2 separate regions of the Homo sapiens genome follow, and region 1 is linked to region 2. A link is a contact called in ENCODE Hi-C or POLR2A ChIA-PET data. All regions are on one chromosome and are shown on one strand. The core of a region is the stretch at or near the end of the contact, and the rest is flanking DNA. Distances in the headings are between cores, read along the strand shown.

Evidence for each region. A loop is a pair of places that touch in the nucleus more often than their neighbours do. ChIA-PET counts read pairs that join two places held with the same protein, here RNA polymerase II (POLR2A). Pooled maps may share reads with other maps.
Region 1: a loop to region 2 is called in a map of vagina, with 3 times the contacts of the local background. The contact joins the enhancer-like site here to the promoter of CPVL-AS2 in region 2. A Hi-C loop is called at or near these places in 1 of 168 maps with a recorded cell type or tissue (vagina) and 2 of 50 pooled maps. POLR2A ChIA-PET finds 5 or more read pairs at or near these places in 2 of 52 experiments (HCT116 and activated CD4-positive, alpha-beta memory T cell).

Annotation. Positions count from the first base shown.
Region 1 is chr7:29,086,948-29,094,431 of GRCh38, reverse strand. CPVL (carboxypeptidase vitellogenic like) reads left to right here. Exons shown (of 13, transcript NM_031311.5): 6 at 1,730-1,809. Among named protein-coding and RNA genes, the nearest start is that of CPVL-AS1, 10 kb to the right of the region's middle. Within about 2 kb of position 2,896, at least 8 of the 41 ENCODE cell types and tissues checked have a DNase peak (open chromatin) inside an H3K27ac peak, as active enhancers do.
Region 2 is chr7:28,978,487-28,985,242 of GRCh38, reverse strand. It overlaps CPVL-AS2 (CPVL antisense RNA 2), which reads right to left and starts at 5,276. Exons shown (of 5, transcript NR_038965.1): 1 at 5,145-5,276.

The sequences.
Region 1 (7,484 bases), core at 1,647-4,146, 110 kb before region 2:
ATCTTTCACAATCGTCTAATCTTTCACATAGAGTTATAGATATAAAAAGTCAAAATGGGTCTCCACTTTTTTTTTTTAATTTTTATTTTTTTGAGATGAATCTCACTCTGTCACCCAGACTGGAGTGCAGTTGCACCATCTCAGCTCACTGCAACCTCCACTTCCCAGGTTGAAGCAATTCTCCTGCCTCAGCCTCCTGAATAGCTGGGATTACAGACTTGCGCCACCATGCCTGGCTAACTTTTGTATTTTTAGTAGAGATGGGATTTCACCATGTTGGCCAGGCTGGTCTTGAACTCCTGACCTCAAGTGATCCGCCCACCTCAGCCTCCCAAAGTGCTGGGATTATAGGCATGAGCTACTGCTCTTGGCCTCCTTCACTTGTTAAGACAAGCAACATGCTTCATCTCTGGACAAAAAGTGATACTCTCCTTGGGGAGGTCTTCTGATATTGGTTCTATTAAGGTGCAAAATAGGAGAGAAACTTAGGGTCAGCTTCTACAGATTTGGAGTATCTTTGCCCTCTTAACTAAAATCTTTAACTTCTCTCACTTTTCAGATGGTCCAAAAGAACACAAATAAAAGCGGAAAAAAATGTCAACATGCTCTTTCCCCCACCTTGTTTTGTCAGCCTTCCATTTTCCTCATCCATAACTGTGTATTTAAGTAAAAGATGAATTAAACATCCTTGGGTGTTTGGAAAACAAAAACACAAAAATCTTTATACCAGATAGGGAGTGCATTCCTTATGCAAATTGTTGACATAAAAATAGTAGCTTCTTCTTTTGAATTTGCAGTTCAGTTTCTTTTGAATTTGCAGTTCAGTTGTCTGTGAACTTCTAGGTTCTAATAAGAAAATATTAGTTTAAAATTAGTCTTAATTATGTTAAAACTCCTTACCTACTGAAGATGAAATGGCTTAATGGCCATATTTCTTGCAAATAAAGACAAGAAGGGGGAGGAGGAGGAGGAAGAAGAAGAAGAGGAAGACAATGTACAACTACCTTTTTCTTCAGCCTAAAGAGTTTCTTTCTTTTTTTTTTTTTTTTTTTTTGGAGACGGAGTCTCGCTTGGTCACCCAGGCTGGAATGCAGTGGCATGATCTCAGCTCACTGCAATCTCCGCCTCCTGGGCTCAGGTGATTCTTATGCCTCAGCCTCCTGAGTAGCTGGGATTACAGGTGCCCGCCATCATGCCCGGCTAATTTTCGTATTTTTAGTAGAAACGGGGTTTCGCCAGGCTGGTCTCAAACTCCTGACCTCAGGTGTTCCGCCCGCCTCAGCCTCCCAAAGTGCTGGGATTACAGAAGTGAGCCACTGCGCCAACCAAGAGTTTCTTCTTGGCAGGACAGAGCCATGCACTCTCCAGGTTTCAGAGAGGAGACAACTTTGGATCTTTTGATACTGTAGCAGGGGATGGAAAAGATGAATCCTTCTTCCTTAAATCAACATCTGGCAGGGTCTCCACTGAGGCACAGGACAGCTCAGCCACTGACCCCAGGGCAAAGCTCTGTGTTGCTGTTTTATTTGGGCTTTAGGGGGTGGAGAGAATAGGTGGCACCTAGCATCCTCCTGGGAGGAGGGCTAAAGGCATAGGGGGGCAACGGCAAAAATCTGAAGTCTGAGCTTGGCCTTTGGAACAAGGTCACCTTCCAGTGTGGGACCTCTCTGCAGGTCCCTAAGGCATGTGTTTCTCTGTGTTTATACCTGCGTGTTTATTTCTCCTGCAGGTGGGCACAGGCTTCAGTTTTACTGATGATACCCACGGATATGCAGTCAATGAGGACGATGTAGCACGGGATTTATACAGGTAAAATGCTCCTGCTTTCTCTTGGCTTTCCTAAGACCAAACATTTTTCTATCTCAATAGGAAAATTATTCTAGTGTTGGAATTTTTATTGACTGAGCCTTATAGTCCAATTCCTGAAGATAATTTAAGGATATTTTCACATCCACACACACAGAGCAGAATTTTTCAATTAAAGATTATTTTTTAAACCTTTCAACCAGACATCTGAAAGGTTTCTACTTGTTTTCCAAATTTGTATTTAACTTTGCATTTGCAGGGAGACAACATCTTTTCAGATATTTGTTTGTTTCTCAGGATTCTTCTTTTCGTGGCTTTTGGATGCAATTTTTTACTTTTTGCTTCTATTTCATGACTTTTCCAGGCTGAAAACTTAGCTTGTTAGTCTCTAGTATTCTCTCTTCTTCTTATGAAAGTTTTGTTTTGCTTAAAAAAAAAAAAAAAAGGAAAAATGTAAAGTTGTAAGTCTGGCCAAACAGTGTCCATATAATTTCTCCCTTTTTTCACTCATATTAATCATTGCTATTTTTAGCATTTTTAAAAAAAAGCAAGTGACCTTTCTTATTTGGTCAGATTTTTCCAGTCTACAAATTATTACTAGAGACCAAGTCCTAGATTCTTTCTGGTCACTAGGGCACCGCTTTATGTATTATAATAATTTACTAAAAGAACCCTAGTGGCCAGAAGGAGTTAACTAGCTCCCTACCCCACACCTCCACCAAGCACTCTGTTAATTACTACCAATCCTCAAAGCGAAAGTGCATCTAATAGGAGTCAGAGTTTGCTGATCTCTGACAAAAGCTTTCCGTTTTACTTTTCTTTCTCTCTGAGGCAGATAGGTGGCCGGGGGGAGAGAAGAAAGAACTACTTCCAAGCCCCTTTCCCAAAGATCTCTCCCTCTGCCCACCCAGAAAAGAATATGGCTGTTGTCTTCTCCACTTTTGTTTGTTTTTCACATGTTCCATGATTCGATCACTTCTATTCAGTTTCTAGGGGGATGCCCAGGGCCCCACACTTCTGCTTCCACATACAGTGGGGTCCTAGGGACATATTTGCCAAGATGCTGACGGGGTGTTCCCCCCAGCACCTCCTCCCCTTCCCTCCACAGACGTAACGGACGGCAGTCCTCCTCACAGGCTTCTTCAGAGCCAGGGCCAGGGCTCTCTTGGCACTGTGTGCTCTCTTTCTTCAGATTAGAAACCTACTCCCCGCCCCCACCTCCCATCCCTCTTTGGTTTAAATCCAAACAAGCTCAGTGGTTAACTAGCAAACACCCTGAGGGCAGAGGTTCTGTATTGAAGAGATGCATCGGGCCCCCTCTAAGACAGAGCATCACTGCCAAGCCGTTTCTGTCTTTCCTTCCCCTCCCCCAAAGACAGTTACAGCTTCCAGTTGCCCCTCCATATGGGGATGTCGACTGCTGACATGTGGTCCATCTCCTCTTTCCTGACATGTAAAGGGAACCTATTTCAAAGCATCTATTGTTTATAGCTGTTGTAGTTCTTTTTGCTTCGGGCTCTTAGAACTGGAAAATAGCTAATCAAGGGTGGTGCAGAAAACTGATTTCAGCTGTTTCCTTTATAGTTTACACTATTCATTTCCCTTTGTGACCACATTCTTCTCTCCAGCTCTCCAGATGGGTGTTTGGAATAAGAGGGTCGCTTCAAAACCTGCAAATGGGCTACTACAGGTTTAAAGAGTGGAGCTTTCATTTTCTCCCTTTGAAAACCAACTTTCTTTTTTCAGAAAATCTCATTCTTTTTGACTATTAATAGTGCATGGCTGTAAGGAGACATTTACCGTTCACAGTTTTGCTGCTTTTGTGTTTGGAAATAAAACTTTTTCACGAACAAGATGTTAAAATACTCTCCCACTTTTCTTATTTGGAATATGCTATTTAGTCACAATGCCTCTCTGGTTTAAAACAAATTATGAAATGTATTAACTTTGATTTGGAGTACACTAGCTGGTGCCAATCTCCTTCTGCCATTGTTTACCAATTGCCTATTATGTGCCAGCTGCTGTTCTTGGTGCTGGTGAGACAGTAGTAAGCAGTCCTCAAACCCCCTGCCCTCCTGGTGCTCAGTCTAGTGGTGGACCTATAGTTATTTTCTTAGCAGCCAAATGGAAGTGCTGCTATAGTTTTCTCCTACATGTTGGTTTGCAATGGGAAATGATATGTAGTGTTGCTAAACAAAGCTTCATAGCAATGCAGCTAGGAAGCAGGCTTCCTATATTAAATGAGAAAACTCTGTGTCCTGTGCCAGGTGGAGAGGATCATGGCTCAGCCTTGCTAGATGTAGAGTGAATGCAGAAGAGGCTCCCTTCACGGGTTCCAACAGAGCAGCACTGCCAGGATTCCTGTTGCTGAGCTTGTATCGGTCCAGTGCAAGGCAGATGAGCCCCAAAGTGGGGCTTAGCCTGTGAGGGGTTTTGGATTTGCCCAGGAAAGAATTCAAGGGTGGCCAGGTGTGGTGGCTCACACCTGTAATCCCAGCACTTTGGGAGGCCGAGGCAGGCAGATCACCTGAGGTCAGGAGTTCCAGACCAGCCTGACCAACATGGAGAAACCCCATCTCTACTAAAAATAGAAAAATTAGCTGGGCTTGGTGGTGCATGCCTGTAATCCCAGCTACTTGGGAGGCTGAGGCAGGAGAATCACTTGAACCTGGGAGGCAGAGGTTGTGGTGAGCCGAGATCACACCACTGCACTGCAGCCTGGGCAACAAGAGCGAAACTCCATCTCAATTAAAAAAAAAAAAAAAGAATTCAATGGTGAGATGGAGGTAGAAGAAAATAGCTTTATTGAAGGGGCAGTGTTACAACTCCGTGTCTGCTCCTGCAGGGCTACTGCCTAGTCCGAGTAGCAGCTTAGGGCAATTTTGCAGTTGTATTTAAACCCACTTTTAATTACATGCAGATTAAGGGTTGGTTCATGCAGAATTTTCTAGGGAATGGATGGTAGCTTTTGAGTCTTTGGGTCATTGCCATGGAAAGGGGTGGTAACGCCTGGGTGTTGCCATCACAATGGTAAACTGACATGGCCCACTGATAGGCATGTCTTATGGAAAGCTGCTTCCGCCCAGGCCCTGTCTTAGCTAGTCCTCAATTTGATCCAGTGTCCAAGCCCTACCTTTGTAGTTGAGTCCCACCTCTTACCTCAAGTCCACTGCCAGTGACTGTAGGTACACTTTGCTTGGCTTTTTTGGCATGGAACTTTTGCTTAGATTATCTGAAACTCGATTATCCTGAATGTTGCTTGTGTTTATGATTATGCTTCTGACTCTATTAGAACTGACCAGATTCCAGTGCTGTCTTTGGGTCTACAATGCATGATCATGTCCACTCACCTTTTCTGCCCTGCATCCACCCAATCTCTGTTTAAAAACTTATCTGAGGAATAATTTTCTCCTAGTCATTCTTCCTTGCAATCTGTTTCTCTTTTTGGTCCTTTAAGGTACCTTTCTGCGAGCAGAGAGCCCTTAACTAAAATTCTGTTTATGAGACAAGTCCTTAGCACAATGCCAGCAAGGTGGCCAAATGGAATCACCAAGAAGAAGCATGCTTCTTGTGCCATGTAGCTCTTGTACCTGAATAAATGCATGGAGTGTGCACTTGTGAACACACATGCTTATGTATTATTATTATTATTGAGACGGAGTCTCACTATGTCGCCAGGCTGGAGTGCAGTGGCGTGATCTCGGCTCACTGCCACCTCTGCCTCCCAGGTTCAAGCAATTCTCCTGCCTCAGCCTCCTGAGTAGCTGGGACTACAGGCGCCCACCACCACACCCAGATAATTTTTGTATTTTTAGTAGAAACGGGGTTTCACCACGTTGGCCAGAATGGTCTCAATCTCTTGACCTCGTGATCTGCCCGCCTCGGCCTCCCACAGGTGTGAGCCACCGCGCCCGGCCACTTATGTATTATATATATGTTTAGCAGATCTGCTTCTAAAATTTGTAATTTCATGTGGGCTTGATTCTAGATTCTATTTTCTAGAAAATGCTCACCATGTAATAAGAAGAGTTCTTGACTAAAATACAGTTAAATGAGCAAATGGCATATGTAAATCTAATTTACTAAATTTACTTTTTTCATTCTTCACTCTCTTTTAAGAAACAGGAGTGCTACCACGCTACTAAGTGCTTGCTTAAAAAAAAATAGCCAGTTTTTTGGCTGTGAAATAAAAACTGAAATTGAAACTCGATGATAACTTCCTCAAGTGGAACTTGAGCTGGAGAATCCTGCCATTTTCGAGATAGAAGTAACCTGGGAGATTATCTCTGACCAAGATTATCAGATAAAACACAAAATACCCAGTTAAATTTGAATTTCAGGTAAACAACAAATAAAATTTTAATGTAAGTATATTCCATGCAATATTTGGGACATACTTATACTAAGCCATTATTTGTTATCTGAAATTCAAAATTAAGCCATGTCTTATGTTTTCATTTGCTAAATCCAGCAACCCTAATGACTCTCCAGCAAATACTACAAGGAAATAAGCTTTAAGCTAAAGCCAAAGGCTTAATTGAGATTTACTATGCTAAATTATCTCCTGCCATTCCAACAAGCAGGAAGAGAGAAAAGGAAGTAGATTTTAGCCTGAAGGTTGGAGAGGGAAGGGTGGAGAATGAATGCCTATTTTTATCTGCACTCTAAAGCCAGCTTATTGCCAGCACAAACATAGAAGCTATAAAATGCAGCTTCTCAGATTTAGTTGCTACAAAGGCCACTATAAATAATGAATACAGAAATACACCGAAACTCTACAGTAGTGTTTCATGGTGAATTTTTATGCAGCCTTTGAAAATTAAATATAGCTAGGATCATGGTGATTGTAATGACCCAATTTTGCCTCTTTGTAACCCTTGAACTTCGCCATCCTCCTGGGTTTTCAGAGCCTCCTTGCCTTTCATCTTCCTGGATGGTTCATGGCTTTTAGTCTCTCAGCAGGAAACTGGGCCAACAACCTCCCCTAGCTTCGCAGGCACTGCAGTCTGGGTCAAAACACTCATAGAGCTACTGAGTTTCACAAGTTTTTGTTTTCCTTTTTTTGAAATATTTTGTTCAGGTAAAGAATCATTTAAAAATCCACTGTCTTCTTGCTTATTATGAAATCACTCCTTGAGTCTGTTAAAATCTATTTCATCACTGAAGTGGCTATTGGCATTCTTTTTTTTTTTTTTTTTTTTTGAGACAGAGTCTTACTCTGTTGCCCAGGCTGGAGTGCAATGGCGCAATCTCAGCTCACTGCAACCTCAGCCTCCCTGGTTGAAGTGATTCTTCTGTCTCAGCCTCCTGAGTAGCTGGGACTACAGGCGCGCACCACCATGCCTGGCTAATTTTTGTATTTTTAGTAGAGATGGGGTTTCACTATGTTGGCTAGGCTGGTCTCGAACTCCTGACCTCGTTATCCGCCCACCTTAGCCTCCCAAAGTCCTGGTATTATAGGCATGAGCCACCGCCCTGGCCGGCTGTTAGCATTCTTTAGTAAATGTGTTTTTCTTTTTTTTAGCCCAGAGCCTACTGTACATTTATTTCAATATCTGTGACCATTTGCTGTTTTTCTTTTAAATTATAGTCATCTTACAGTTTTTCTGTTCTTTGGTTATTAAAATGTGGCATTCTTGGAGCTCCATCAGAAATGTTCAGAGTCCCCCACAGTGGGG
Region 2 (6,756 bases), core at 4,027-6,526:
GTTTGCAGATTCTATTTTTTCCACACCGGAGACAATACCATGTCCTGTTGTCTTCATTTAATCATACTGCAACTTTTAATGTCATCCTTTAACTCACTGAAATTCAGTTTCTCTCTAACTGGCTCCAACAACTGGGGCAAAGAGGTCATGAGGCAATTGACCCTTTCAAGGGTCACAGAGGGTGCTCAGTAGCCCTGAATTTTATAGAAAGGGAGACCCGTGGGCCACCAAACCCTTTGAAGACCAATATCCTGTGGCGGTGTGCTGGCCCACACGACCCCTCCTGGCCCCTGGCTGCAGGTGCCAGAGTCTGGTCTCTGGCCCAGGAACATCCTTGCTTCACAATTCTCAGGGATTTGCCATCATTAGCAAGATGGTGCCTGTGAGATTTTCCTCTCTCTGTTTGGGGTTGAAGTATTGGAACATTTCCTAGAGAGGCATTTTGTTCCTCTCAGGCCTCTGCTTTTACTGCTAGTGGCCGCCCCCAGCTGTTCCTAATTCTCTCTCTGGATGAATGACTCAGCTTGATTCAATGTCTACAACTTGTGGCTTCTTAAAGGAGCCAGACCACTTTGTAAAACAATGAAACAGAGCTCAAACCAAGTAAAATTACCTAAGAGTACAGCCATAAATTAAAATACATAAAATGTATTTATTTTCAATGTCCAAGATTACAACTCTTTGACTATGAAAATAAACATGTGCCTGGCTTTTAAAAAAAAAATCAGAAAGAACTTAATAGAAATCAGACAGCAAGTCTACACTCTTCTCTGATGCAGCCTCCTATTGTTCCATCTGCTTTGGGCATAGCTCTTTCTGGAGAAGCTGTGGGACCTGTTCTGAGGTGGCCTCTTAGCCCCAGGAGAAGTGGAAGGGGCATGTTGACAGCCAAAAGGGAGGGCTCTGTTAAGTGTTCTTGGAGTAGATGCAAATTTTACAGGTGAACCAACATTCTTAAGGTCTGAAGATGTCTTTGGCTGTGTTAGATTTGCTTTTGCCCATAAGCAACAAATGAATTTATTCAAGACTTGTATTACCAGAAGGAAAACAAACCTAAGCCAGGACAAAATTAATGGGAAATATAAGGGTAAAAAACAAACTCCATAATCACCACCAACAAACAACCCACAGTTTGGTGGAGATGATTAGCATCAGATGGAGAATGGCGCCCAGGTGCCCAGGTGCCCAGGTGGGAGGATGTCCAAAGACAAAAGCAGCTGCATCTCAGCTGGCACCACCCAGAACACCTAAACCACTTGCAAAGACAGAAGTACTTCCTTCCACCCTCCCTCTCTCTCCTCCTCCTGCTGCTTCTGTTCTTCTTTCCTCTTTCCCTGGAGCAATGGGGATGTTCTAGGTTGGAACTTTCCCGAATGAGCGGGTCCTGTGTGATGGGGCTGAAGATAGAAACTGAGGGATGGGTGGGTGGGATTGTAGGATGGTAGTCATCTAGGAATATAGGCATGATTTCTTATCACTCTCCCCACACACTGGATTTCAAATGAAGACTTCCCTGACTGAGATAATAAAAGGTGCATTCAGCTGCCTCTATGGCTGTCTTATAATCAGTTCATAAGGAGTTGATGGGTGCTTTGAGCTTAACCAGACCTGCATATAACCTCAAGTCTAATTCTATCATGTGGCTTCTAATGCCATCATATGGAGCCTCTGGCAACAAGGCCATTTTCCAGTTGTTAATATCTTCTCCCTTCCATGCTCATCCTGCCAGAATCATTTACAGCTCTGTTTCTGAATCTACCCAGAAACGATATATTTTTTTCTTTGGCAACATGGTATCCAGAGAACAACACTTTCCTAGAACAAATGGATATAAAAGTTCTGTTCATTGCAATCAGCACAGTAGCAAAGACCTTCAGAGGTCTTGGTGTCACAGAAATTCTTGGATAGTATTTTTAACTTATAATTTTTATTACATTGGCAACTACACCCATTTAATGAAGAAAACTAGTTTGTTTTTCATATTAACAATTCATTAATGTTTTAGTTCATTCCAGAAAGCCTTAAGAAAAGCTACGAGGACAGGTACTTTTGTCTGTTTTATTCTGTCCTGTGTTCACAGCTCCTAGTGGAGCACCTGACACTTCGTAAATGTTCATTCATATTTATTGTTGAATGAACTGAGGTATTTTCTAATGGGAAATTGTGAGTTTGGTCATCTTTTCAATTTCATGGTATTTTATGTGAAATAGAATTGTTTATCCACCTTTAAGTTAAGGGAAGTTTTGACCTAGTTTTGCTCTTTAGAGGCAATGAGACCCTTACAAATAGATTTTTTAAAAAATCTAGCTTAATTTAAACTCATAAACTACAATAAGGTATTTAGAAAGTCAACCCTTTCTTCCAGTACGAATACAAATTCTATTTTGTGTCATGGCAGGACTGGAATATTCCTCTGTTGGTTACAAGCTGAGACCTGCCAGCAATAACAAACTGATGGTTCCCGCTACATTATGCCCGAGAAAAGGATTCTGGTAGAAGAGATGTAATTCAAATTAGATATGCTAAGATGAAATCTTCTCAACTCTTTTCATCTGTGGATAAACAAACCAAAAGCGAATGTCTAATTCTGAAAAATACTCCATATTGTTTTCTTCTTAATAACTCAACTACTTAAGCCACTGGTTGAGGAGTTGAAAAAATATAAAATTTCAACCTCTGCTTTTCGCAGTTAGAAAAAAGCTGATTTAATAGCTTAGAACCCCAACAACCGTTGGCCAAATCCCACATGAAGCTGTGCAGTGATTCTTAAGTGGCTTTTTAAAAGACTCTCTCATTTATAATGAAAATATAAACTAAAATCCAGACTGCCATATGTAATCTTTTCCCAGAGAGAAAAGCTTGCTCCAAATTTGTTGACGGCTAAAGAGAAAGCCAGTGAGACTCCCAGCAGTAAAACTGGGCCAGGATGAAAGAGGTAGAACTGAATCCTTTGACCAAAATTCAGATGGAGACCTATGTGTTTTCTGGGATTTCTATGAACCTGAACATAGGGAATATGTACCAGCAAGAGGTAAAACTAATTTGCGATCATGTCAAATCTGGAGCTTCTAATAGTTCAGTCTTGCACTTCACAACTTGCATGTGGAATTCCAGTGAAAAGAAAAGCAATACGCGTTAAGAAATCTCCAATGTGCCATTGAGGATTTAGGGATGAAGTTTCCATGTTCTTCCTGTTTTGATAGTTTTAAAAACCAGTTTTTGTTAACGGTGTATCTGATCCAGCTGTGAACTTATCTGTGAATGTGACTATCTAGAAAATTAGCAAATCAGTTACCATTTATCTTAGGTAATGCTGTTTCGTGTAGTAAATGATCAGTATAAACTATTTTTGTTCAATATTACAGTGAATATAAATGTTATATATAATCAATATAACATATAAGTACTAAAACCTTTTCCTTTACATGCCTTCTTTCTTTTTTCCACTGAGTACTTGAAAAAACAACTCTTGCACATCTTCTAGGATTCAGCCCCATGAACAGGAAATGTGATTTAACAGCACTTAAGCTTCTGAGAGTTAAATGAATCTGGCTATTGATTGCTTACCAGCATTAGGTGGGTTATCAGAAATGTATGCTGTTAATTTGGCTGGCAATGGGATTGACAGTATAACAGCACTACCACCGAAAGCAGCTTTGGTTTTAATCTCTAGAACTTTTGTACCAAAGCAGCTTGGATCTGCCAGGGATTTGTGTTTTAAAGGGATTATGTTAAAGATTATTAAAGTTGAACCCTCAAGGGACAAGGCTGGATATTCATGCTAGAAATGCAACTCCGGATCTCTACCGGCCAAGTCACTTCTGAATGTTTGAGGATTCCTGTCACACTCTAAGTTGCTATGAAAGTGTAGACTGGCTAAAGAAAAATCTTCCTTAGGAAAAGGCTGATTGGGAGTTGGCAAGGCAACTATAAACAGGACCCAGCCTTTCCCATTTTAGAACATTCAACGAGTCTAAGAGCTGGAAATGGAACGGCAGAATCATCTGAATACCTAAAAGTTAAGAAGATAGCAAAAGTGCACTTCATTAATTAAAGAAGATAAAATCAAGAAACAGAGTTGGGGGATGGAGCTAGCAAAGAGCTAAAGAGGCCTTCATTCTGTGGTCAGTGGAAGCAGTGTCAGATGGGTGAGATGGCCTGAGGCGGCCTCACGGGGCTGAGGGCGTTGAACAGGTCCAGGCAGTCCTCCAACCCTGAGCTGGACCAAAGGGACTGGCTGCACAGGCTGAATAAGAGGCACTGCCCACAAATCAATTAAAATATTTCATAATTAAGAAAAAAGCATTTCTAAAGCACAGTGCCCCAGGAAAGGAATTTGGAATAAGCCCAATAATAAAACAAACTGGACCTCTATTTGAGCTACTATCCTATGTGGAAGTGCTGGCTGTGTCATGAGCTCCTTCCTCAAGAGAAAACCTAAGACCTATGCAGGGCTCTTCCTAGACTGCCAGTAGGATGACACATTCAGGTGACATGAATCACAGAGGAGGGAGGTACTACCAACCCCCCTCCCAACATGACACATTTACATATTCAAAAGATGACAAAAAATCAAGCTCCGAGTGCTTGCAATTCATTTGGAAGAGATAAGGCTAGGACATAGCCGAACAATACTTCAAAATACTTATTAAGCAATAAATAACCAGCTGCAGTTGAACGCTCTCTAGATTCCACAGTCTAGTTTAATCCTATTTCAGCCATTTAGATTCCTGCATAAGAGCTCTGGCGCGTAAAATTCCAAGTGGGGTAAGACACAAAAATTTCCAAATATATGCCTTGATAATACTTTCCTGAAATGGAAATGTACTTACTACTCTTATTGATTAAAAGAGCAGATTGAGAGCAGTCTAAATATCCATTATTGGGTCTTCTCATATAAATATGATGTATTCCTGTTTTGTTTGTTTGTTTGTTTGGGTTTTTTTTTTTTTTTTTTTTTTTTTTTTGACTAGAGAATGAGGAAGCTCACTATGGACTGATATGGAAGGAACTATGTATCATTCAGTGCTCAAACACAAAAGTAGAAACCTCTCTATATATCTCAAGCAGAGTAGGATGGAACACAGGAAATTGGTTAAAAACTACTGGAAGGACTGAGGAGCAAAAAAAGAAGGGGCTCTTACCCAAAGAGGCTGGGAAGCTGCCACTGGCCCTTGGCTGAATCCTGTCAGGGATACTCAGTGTTGATCTTGCTGAAACTATCCCCGGATTGCTGGAGCCCAGAGCACAGGCAGTCCAGGCCAGCTGGGGAAAATGGCTAATCTCCTCCTCCCACACTGGAACCTAGCACCAGCGCCTCCCATGAAACCAGCTGGATGAGTGAGTCTGGGAAAGAGGATGGAGGATTATCCAGAAGGGTGGACTTGGACTTAAGAGTCAAGAGACACAATCCAGCACATCCACCCTTTTGCTACTCAGCATCCACACATTCCATTGTACGCACCCTACAGCAACATCACACTTCTTCCTCACAGAATGCAATTTTATTCCTCACACAGATGAACACAAGTTCACTCTCTCCCTAAAACAGATAATTCAGAGTAAAACCCTGTAAGATAGTGGCCTCAGCCACTGTATTCATCCCAGGGTGATGTTAAATTTTTTCCTTTCAGACACCATTGCACCTTTTATAATGGATGTTCTACAACCTAAAGGCTAAGTTGTAAAATTAACCACCAACACTCAGTGTTATGCAGAGTAAACAAAGAAGAAAATGTGCATAGCTGCTACGGGTTTTGTTTTGGTGACTGGTAACAAAACTAGTTGACTGATGATGATAATAGTTAAATAATAATTGAGAATGAACTTCTTCCAACGTCCATTCCATCTTCCTTTTACCTTCAGCCAGCAACTGAAGTTAGTTGTCTGGGGTTCTTTTCTTGGCAAGATTATTGAAACCTTCATTTTTGAAGGGTCTAAGTCTTTAGCTGTCCTGCAGGTTGCAATATTATTCCAGAAACTTTTACTCTTGGACATGGAAGTGCTAAGAGGCACCCAGGAGAATTTCCAGGGCTTCAGACATAGTCCTCTCTGCCACCATTGTGTGTCACGGCAACCCAATTACTCCCTGGTAATAATTCTGTTCAGTCACCCCAGCCAGAAAAGTAACCCTCTTCTTTGCCTGTCCATTTAGTGGCAGAAGAAACTTGAAATGGGCAGACAGAAGTATCGAATTCCAGTTCAGTGGAACGTTATTGTTTCCCCTAGAGGAAGCGTTCTCTCCTAGGAATCAAGACCTTTAAACCAGCTGATCTATGTTTTGTAGAAGGAGGGCAAATATTCTGTGAGTGATATTCAGGATGTGATAGTGAGAGTAGCCACTCTCATTTTTACCCCTTGACTCCCAGGTCTGTGTATCCTGACTATGAGAGACATAGCATCACTCATTTGCTGATTCAAAGCATAATCTACGTGCAGTAAGAAAGCCACCTAGACTGCAGGCAGTTATCTTCCAGATGGTACCATTTTTGAAACTTCAGTTATCTATTTCTAAATTTTGTAATGATAACTACCTTTGGGTGCTGGAGTACATGGTAATCCAATAAGTCCCATGGGCATGATACCAATGCTGTACTACTTTTGCTGTAAAATTAGTTCTTTGGTCACAAGCAAAGAACTTCTTTGGTCATAATCATCATGCTATTAAATAAGGCTCTGTGTTAAGTTCACAGATGGTGGTACTGATAAACCCACTGCAGGCAGTGAATGCACAGCATATTTAGAAATAGTGTCCCA